2 separate regions of the Mus musculus genome follow, and region 2 is linked to region 1. Evidence: chromatin contacts called from ENCODE POLR2A ChIA-PET data. All regions are on one chromosome and are shown on one strand. Each heading gives the region's core, a stretch centred on a gene start or an enhancer-like site at or near the end of the contact. The rest is flanking DNA. Distances are from core to core; before and after follow the strand shown.

Region 1 (4,373 bases), core at 806-3,305:
CAGGAGGTCCTGGGATGCCAATAGTTTTAACAACAGCATCTAAACTTGCTGAGAAGGCACAGTCCTGACCTACGGAAGCTCTGAGGTCAGGACATGCTGCCAGGAGAGGCATAACTTTAGCAAAGGAAGATTGGGCAGGCATGGTGGAGCACGCCTTTAATCCCAGCACTCAGAGGCAAAGGCTGGTGGGTGTTTGTGAGTTGTAAGTTGGAGGTCGGCCGGACTGGCCTACAGAGAGAGTCCCAAGACAGCCTGGGAGCCCTGTCTTAGAATGGGGTGAGGCGGATTTGCCTAGACAGGGTTCCCTGCAAGGCAGGAAGGCAGGGTGCTTGTGAGGCCGAAGCTGCAGGACAGGAGGCAAGCAGTCAGTGTACCCTGGTGAGAAGGTTCCAGGTAAAACTTGATTCCAGGATGATAAGAGGGAGTTAGGACAATGTCCAGAGAAAGAAAACAAAGGAAGGCTGAGCAGAACCGTGGGGACACAGTTATTTCTATAGCTGCCCCAATACCTGCATGGCAGACCCCTCTGGAGGAATGACACAGTCCACACACTGGGTCAGGTCTCCGATGAGTTCTGAGTTCCCCAGGAAGCTGTCGATGAGACAGTAGCTGGCCTGGTAGAGGAAAAGAGGCATCTAGGACCCACGTAGGCCAGATCAGCCCAGAAAAACCTGAGGCCAGCTCCAGGATTAAACAAGCTCTTCAAGAACCCATGGGCTTTCCCTATGCATAGTGGGAATTGTAGTTCCAGACAAATGGGCACGACTTAGGGATCCTAACGTCACTCACATCCCACAGCCTCACCCTCAATTCTTTCTTCAGTCTTTCTACATTCCGGATATTGGTCAGCTCCTCAAGTCCCACAATGAGAACCTAGAAGAATCACATAGGACAGCGGGGTCCTTAATAGGATCTAGTCAGAGAGGACAGTATTTGAATGGGTGTTGAGAGGAAGGCCAGGTCTGGATCCCTGTGTATGAAGGTGGAGGTCGGGCTCCTGGACTCCTAGGTATGAGGGAAGAGGGCTGAGGTCTGGATGTCTGGGTGTGAGAAAAAAATGCAGGTCTGGACTAAGGAGAAGAGGCTGGGGGTGCAGCTCTCTTGAGTTTTGGAGAAAAAAGGGCCCAGTCTCACCATGGCCCCAAACACCATGTGGAGCATTCTTTCCAGCCTCAGCTCAGAGGTGCCCTCCTCAGATGACAGAACAATGAGAGTGATACTGTGGGGAGGAAAGAAGAGAAGCAAGAATGAAGTAGAGGTCAGGCCTGGGAAACGGAGCCAAGCGCTTCAGCGTCTCTGGGCTATTCCTATGCTGCTGGCTACATTCTGCTGGGAACGCAGGGATCAGAGAGGGTGAGTAGCTTATCAAAGATTCCCACAGCCAAGTCACCACTGGCAGGACTCTGGGGTCACCTAAGCCAGGAACCACTGCCCAGATCTTGTTCCCTTGCTCCCGCCAAGGGACCTGTCATGGAAGTTCTTCCACACTACGGTTGTGTCTTCCGTTCTTGCAGAGTTCAGTTGCACATCCAGATTCTGGCCGAACATGTGGACTCCATTGAGAGAGCCGATGACAGAGAAAGGAAGCTGAAGAGTGGGGAAGCATTGAGACCTCACTGTCCCACTTTGCCGTCTCCCCACATCCCCCCAAAGTTCTTCAGGAAACCAGGCTTATTAGTCCCCTAAAGGCTCCGAGCCTCTACTCCCTGCACGGTATGCCATCCCAGCTTCCCAAACCCCTTATTTAGACGAAGGAGTCGAATGCCCCCACCTGTTGACGGGAGGGGGCGCCGCCGCTGCTACTCCGACAAAACAGGGGAACCCCGCTAGAGGCTGCGAGGCACAGCAGATGCACCGGGCTTCCCGGCCCCTCATCCCCCATCTGGAAGCCCGCACCCGACAAGTCACCCCCCTGGAGACTCTCGGTGTGGATCTAGGAGCATGCGGGTAGTGAAAGCAAGTCGGCCTGCCGTTTGGAGCCGCCAGAGGGCGAGAAGCCGGATGGCTAAATTCCTGCCTTCATCAACTCAGCCCCTCCAACAGGATTCTTTTTCCGCCCCGGCCGGAAGTCATCATGACCCTAACAAAGATGGCGACAAGTATTGCTTGCCAAGCGTTCAAGTTGTTCCTGGACAGCTTCACATCTTTTGTATAACGAGAATGAAGAATCTAGTTTGAAGATGGTGATGGTGCTAAGGTGTTGCCTACAAACCTTCATGTGTGCTGTAATTACGTGCTAATTTTTTTTTTTTAAACAACTGGTTGAGGATGGGGACAGTGCTAAGGCACTGCCTGGCAACTGCAGCGTGGCCTTTCATTCCATAGTGGGAAATACCCTGCCCCAGTCAAAGATGGCCGTATGCTCAGGCGTTGCCTAGCAACTACCATTCACAATAATTTCTGTTTCAAAACTCCGAACCGCTGTGCCACCGTCTCCCTCTCATTTTTTCAGAATGGTTTGATCCAGGCAGTGTTGCCTAGTAACCACCAAATGAGATGGTTGTTTTTGTTATTAGTGAAAGGCAGAAGAGAACCTTTTCCAAAATCATGAAAACCACGTAATTTCTGTAACGAATTAATGCCAATGATGGTGTATCGTGTCGAAAGGTAAAACACGGAAAACTTTGTTCCATGCAACAATAGAAGTTAGCACCGAGGTAGCAAGACAGATTTTCACAGATATGATCACTGTACTATCACTTCCAAAGCTTTCTTCCAAAGGATGGCTAGGAGCCAGGGAGATGGCTCAGCACATCCCAGGGCTTGCCATGAAGACCTGAGAAGCTTGTAACCCCTGGAATCTTCATGGTAGAATAGAGAGCTCACTCCACAAAGCTGGCCTCTGTACACATGCCATGGCACACGCACTGTAAGAATCAAAATTTATTTTCTAGTTTAAAATAGTATGGCTATTAAAATAGTATGGCTACAGCTTCGTGTCTTTATTTTCTACTTTCTGGGTGAGTTGCAGCCTTTAGGCCTGGTTGGCCTGGAACTCAGGGTAGCTGTTTGGCCTGGAATGGCGAATGCCAGCCACTCTCTTTTTCTTTGCTTTCCTTTCTTTCTCTTTTGCTTGTTGTTGTTTAGTGTATTTTTGAGGTGTGGTCTCATGTAGCCCATGCAGACCTGGGACTTGCCATGTGTCCTTGAAATTCCGATTCCTTTTTCAACATCTCAGTCTCCTTTCTTTCTTCCTTTCTTTTTTCTTTCTTTCTTCCTTTCTTTTTTTTTTCTAGATTTATTTATTTATTTTATATATACGAGTACACTGTAGCTGTACAGATGGTTGTGAGCCATCATGTGGTTGCTGGGATTTGAACTCAGGACCTTTGGGAGACCAGTCAATGCTCTTAACAGCTGAGTCATCTCTCCAGTCCAGTCCAGCCCCCATCTCAGCCCTTCTAATGTCTTTTTATACTCTGTTTGTTTGTTTGTTTGTTTGGTTTTTGAGACAGGGTTTCTCTGTGTAGCCCTGTCTGTCCTGGAACTCACTCTGTAGACCAGGCTGGCCTCAAACTCAGAAATCCACCTGCCTCTGCCTCAAAGGCGTGCACCACCACTGCCCGGCTATACTCAATTTTGATAAGTGCAAGGAATTGAACAATTTTTTCCACCGACAAATATTAGATTTCTCCTTCTGTATTTTAAATGATACAATAAAACAAAATAATTTTTTGAGACAAAATCGTGCTGTGTAGCCCAGGCTGGCCTTGGTCCTTATGCTCAGTTCTCCCATGTTGCATTGCTACACCCTGCTGAGTTAGCAGTTTTAGCTGCTTGATTACTGTATGTCTGAGAGCAATTGCTTTGTTTATTAAATTAAATAATTTAAAATAATTTATTTATTTATATTTCATGTGCATTGATGTCTTGCTTTAATGGGTGTCTATATGAGGGTGTTGGATACCCTGGAACTGGAGTTGAACTGCCTTGTGGTTGCTAGGACTTGAATAGCAGTCCGCTGAAAGAACAGCCAGTTCTCTTAGCTGCTATCTCTCTAGATCCTATGAAACAATATTTTAAAGTAACTTTTTTGGATGTTGTTTTTATTCTGGATTTTATTTCCTGTAGTTCCTACAGAATAATTAACAAATGTACTCTGTATATGGAAAAAACAGATTCGTAGAATAATTTTAAAATGTGTGCATGGTTGCACAGTCCCTTAAGGCCAGCCTGGCCTACTCTGATATCTCCTGCCAAATCCACAAATAAACAGATAGATAGACAGATAAATGAAACCTTAAAAATTCTATGCATGCTTTTAGTTCCAGCACTTGGCCGACAGAGACAAGAACATTTTTTGAGTTCACAGCCAACCTGTTTTACAGTGAGCTTCAGGACAGCTAGGGTTACACAGAAAAACTTTGTCTGAA
Region 2 (4,373 bases), core at 1,137-3,636, 90 kb before region 1:
AGACAGTCTCAAGGAAATTTAGGAAGGCATTTGGACTTCAGCCTCTGGCCTCTACACATACTGTGCACACAGACAAAATCCAAATTAAATACATTTTAAAAAATAAAGTTGTTTTGTTTGCCTTTCTACAGTGAGATAAAGCTCAGCGTCGTAAGTGTTTAGCCCTGACCAATCCCCTTTCCCTGTCTGAGCCTCAGTTTCCTCCTAGGAATCTGTATTTGTAGGAAACCGAATGGACTGCAGAGATTCCCTGTGCTAAGTTTATTTAAATCTGTCAAGGATGGCTGGCTCAAAGTCAGAATGCATCTCATTCACTGCTATAGATAAAATCTCTTGTCCTAAATGAGAAGCAAGTTTGGTTCCCCAAAGACGAGGAGCACCATGTAAGATGGCAGCAGCCCCAGGAAACTGGGATGCAGTCAGTGAGGCTGAAGTGAGTGAAGGTGGTTGAAGGATTAAGACATCGTCCTGGAGGTGGCAGAAGGCCTCATAAGGCCGTGGGCTGAGGGGCTGGTAAGTTGTAGAGAATGACAGAAGCACCAGGGCAGAAGGTGACACAGAAGGTGTCGAGGGGGTAGGGGTGGGGGAGATTGACACAGAGCAGAAAAGGCCCTGGGGCTATTGAGATAGGGGGACAAAGTAGGACAGGCTGGAGTCAATCAGATCATCTGAGAGAGGCACAGGCAGGCTAGATCTTCGACTTCTGGGCCAGCCCTGTCTACAGAGTGAGTTCTAGGACAGCCTAGGCTACACAAAGAAAAAGAAACTTTGTCTCAAAACAAAAAGGCTGGAGAGATGGCTTAGCCATTTAGAGCACTGACTGCGCTTCCAGAGGTCCTTAGTTCAAATCCCAGGAACGATATGGTGGCTCACAACCATCTATAATAAAGGGATCCAATGCTCACTTCTGCTGTGTCTGAAGACAGCTGTTGTACTCACATAAAATAAATCTTAGAGGAAAAAAAAATCATACTGAACTGGGCGTGGGAAGCATGCCTTTTGGGAAGGCAGAAGCAGGCGGATCTATGAGTAAGAGGACAGCCAAGGATACACAGAGAAACACTATCGAGGAAAAACGGGAAAAAAAGGGGGACCATATTGGCTGGGCAAGATTTTCATAGGCCTTAAATCTCAGCACTTGGGAGACAAAAACAGGTTGATCTCCACGGCGAGTTCCAGGCCCAAGGCACAGTGAGAATCAGTCAAACAAAAGATCTACCAGATTGTAAGTGTTGGTCTGCAGCAGAGGGTAAAGGTGCTTGCCGCTAAGCCTGACGACTTGTGTTCAATTCCCTACACTCACATCGTGGGAGAAAGGACTCCTGTTCATTGCTTTGTGACCTCCATACGTGCAAGGCACACACGAATGCATGCTCACACTATACAAAGTAAGTGTTAGGCGTTGGAAGGAAACAGGTCAGATGTGCTCGCGTACCTTATGCGGAAGCTCCCACTGGAGGGCTCATACGGGAGTTTAAAGGATCTTATGTTTGGACCATAGACTGGTGGGACTGAAGGCAAAGGGAAGGTTCACGAATCCAGCAACTGACATCCATCCTCAGGGAAGGAGTAACTTTCTGCAGATTCAGGGAAATTTCCTGGAAGAGGTGGCGTCCGAATTGCCGGTGATTGACGTGTAGGAGTTGGTCAGACAAAGGACGCTGGGTGTTTCCCGCAGAGGACCTGGAGGCCACGAGGAGGCCACAGGTGTTCAGAACTTGGCGCCTTCCAGCACAGGGGTGGGAAGCTCACAGCGAATCATGGCTGGTTTCGGAATCACAGACTAGAATGCGCCCTCATCCACGTCTCAGGAATTGGGGTTTTCCCTATAACTTAACGCGCCCACGCTCCCCAGTTCCTCCAGAAAACATCCAAGACCGGGGTAGGGGGTATGGGGGAGAGGAATCCACAGAATGGTGATGATTGACATTCCTAAGAGCCAGTTGCTGCTGCCCAAAGCTCTGCCTGCTTCCTTATGGGCCAATGGCCCCTCTTCTTCTAGGCCTGTCGCTTAAACAGGGTGGCGTTAGAGCCGCGAACGTCACCTTTGGCTCAGCCAATATCAACGAGGGAGGAGGGGATTAGCTTAATGATAGACAAGTCAGTTTCTAGACGTCCGCTTAGCGCGGAGCCCGCCGGGAAGCTCCAGGGCGGAGCTGGCCAGAAAGGGGCGGGAAGATCTGGTGAATTTTACCCAATCGTCACACGTGCTGGGTGAGACAGACAGGCAGTTGTTCTCTTCCTAGCGGACAGGAGGGGGCGGGCCTTTAAACGCTAGGGGGGCGGGCACTTTATGTTTGATAGGCGTGTCTGTCATCCAATTGAAATATGAAGCTCTCAGATGGACGGCTTTACAGACCAATGAGAACTTATGGCGGGGTATCGGGGGCTGGGCTGAGGACCCTCTGGTAAAAGGCGGTCCCCGGTCGAGCCGGGGGGAGAAAAGAGAGAGGGGGGGGTCTCGGAGGCCGGAGGACTCGGGTGAAGATGGCGGCAGCCGAGGCCGCGAACTGCATCATGGAGGTGAGTAGCTGGGCTCTTTAGGCCCGGGGGCGGCGCGAGACGGGTGGCCCACGGCCTGAACTGTGGGGACGGGGCCTTTTGATGTGCCTGGCTTCGCGTTGGTCCGCATCGGGGGATGTGTTCGATCGTGACGGGAGAGATCTCGGCTTTCGGTGCTTTGGGACCCGCAGCCGAGCCGAGGACTGTCGCACGTGGTCGCGGGCCGGGGGCGCTTCCAGCCGGGCCGCACGTGGTCTCGCAGAGTAGCGTGGGGAGGGGGGTGTGCCGCCTCGAGGGGCCCCGTGGGCTCCACGTGCAGGACAAAGGCCCCGCCCCCAGCCCGATGACCTGGGCTGCACTCAAGGGGTCCAGGGGTTGCCACCCGCTCTCCCTGGCTCGGCTGTGGATGTCCATGCAGCCCGGGCTCTTTGCACCCGCGTGGGGCCTGAGAACATCAGTCCCCAGCCTCCCTTTCCCCAACTCTGTGTTAGCCTTGTGCAGCGGGGGGGGGGGGGGGGGGGGATGGGCATAGCCCTGTGACCTCTCTTTAAGGAGATGGTGGGGAATCTCATCCGAGGAGATCCGGATCCGTCGCCGGGCACCCCCTCGTGGTCACTATGGGCGTGTGAGAGGGGCGTCTTTTTTCATGGGGCGTGGCCCAAGCCCACCCCTTCATGGGAGGGCCCTCGGGTGGATGGATAGTCAGAGGTCAGTGGTGGGGGATAAAGGAGTTCGGATGGCCATGGGCCTTAACCTCCACAGAGCTCCATTTTTACCAACTTGAATGTGGCAAGGGACCCCTTTTTGAACATTTCCGCCTTTTTGCCTAATTTCCCCCCAAAACAGAATGAAATTCTAGCATCTGCCTTGCTTACCTGCTTATCGTTGATTGTTCGATCCTAAGCTGTATTCCTCAGTCTACTTTTTACTTAGTTTAATTAAACAAATGTGCCTGAGCCTGGCGGTGGTGGCGCACGCCTTTGATCCCAGCACTTGGGAGGCAGAGGCAGGCAGATTTCTGAGTTGAAGGACAGCCTGGTCTACAGAGTGAGTTCCAGGACAGCCAGGGCTACACAGAGAAACCCTGCCTCAAAAAAAAAAATGTGCTTGGCCTTGAACTCACCCTGTAGCTGAGTATGGCCTTGAACTTGCCATTTTCTTTTGACTTCTGAGTAGCTCATCATCAGGCTTGTAAGGCAGGTCCTAGACATGGGTTTCAAGCTCTCTTCAGTCATTTGTCAACCTTCTGGTGTCCGTCTGTACTATTGAAAAAGTGGGGCCCACGTGGGAATCTCACCTCCCAGGCTGTGGGGAGCTGAGAGCTTGGTTAGGTTGTGACGTTTCTCTGGAAGCCTTGGGTGGCAGTCATTGATGGTATTTAATTTGATGGGGCCCATACCTCTTCAAGTTCTCTGGAGGGGAAGGTCAGTTGCTGGGAAATCTGCCATAAATAGGGATCAGTTAGCCTACAGGGTCACTATGGTGACCCTGGGCCCTGGGACTTGTGGACAGAGAAAAGAAAAGGCTGTTCCAGTGTGGGAACCCAGGTGAGGTGGGGAATGGGCTGGACCCAGTTTTCCAAGGCATATATGATACCTCCTCAGAAAGGCAGGGAAACCAAAGAGGTCAGGTTGCCTCTGTGTGTTGGTGTGGGTGTGAGTTGGTGGTATGCCTGCTGCTTTGGTGGTGTGCTACGTCTCTCTAATGGAATCCTCTTAGGACAGGCGACAGCACCCTTCCCTTCCTACCCCTCCCTCCAGTTTATTCATGGCACTTCAGCCTGGCATGTGTGTCAGGAAATGTCACCTAATCTCTTGGGGGGGGATTAGGTAGTGAAGGGGAGCAACAGCTGGGCAGTGCCCATGTGCCCT

The links. ChIA-PET counts read pairs that join two places held with the same protein, here RNA polymerase II (POLR2A).
Region 2: POLR2A ChIA-PET joins it to region 1 with 12 read pairs in embryonic stem cell. The contact joins the promoter of Prmt1 here to the promoter of Fuz in region 1. POLR2A ChIA-PET finds 5 or more read pairs at or near these places in 3 of 5 experiments (Patski and embryonic stem cell).

Annotation. Positions count from the first base shown.
Region 1 is chr7:44,893,761-44,898,133 of GRCm38, reverse strand. It overlaps Fuz (fuzzy planar cell polarity protein), which reads right to left and starts at 2,055. Exons shown (of 11, transcript NM_027376.3): 1 at 1,772-2,055; 2 at 1,466-1,587; 3 at 1,135-1,219; 4 at 805-873; 5 at 510-614. The coding sequence starts at 1,882.
Region 2 is chr7:44,984,433-44,988,805 of GRCm38, reverse strand. It overlaps Prmt1 (protein arginine N-methyltransferase 1), which reads left to right and starts at 2,386. Exons shown (of 10, transcript NM_001252476.1): 1 at 2,386-2,523. The coding sequence starts at 2,488. It overlaps Gm15545 (predicted gene 15545), which reads right to left and starts at 1,906. Exons shown (of 2, transcript NR_045266.1): 1 at 1,436-1,906.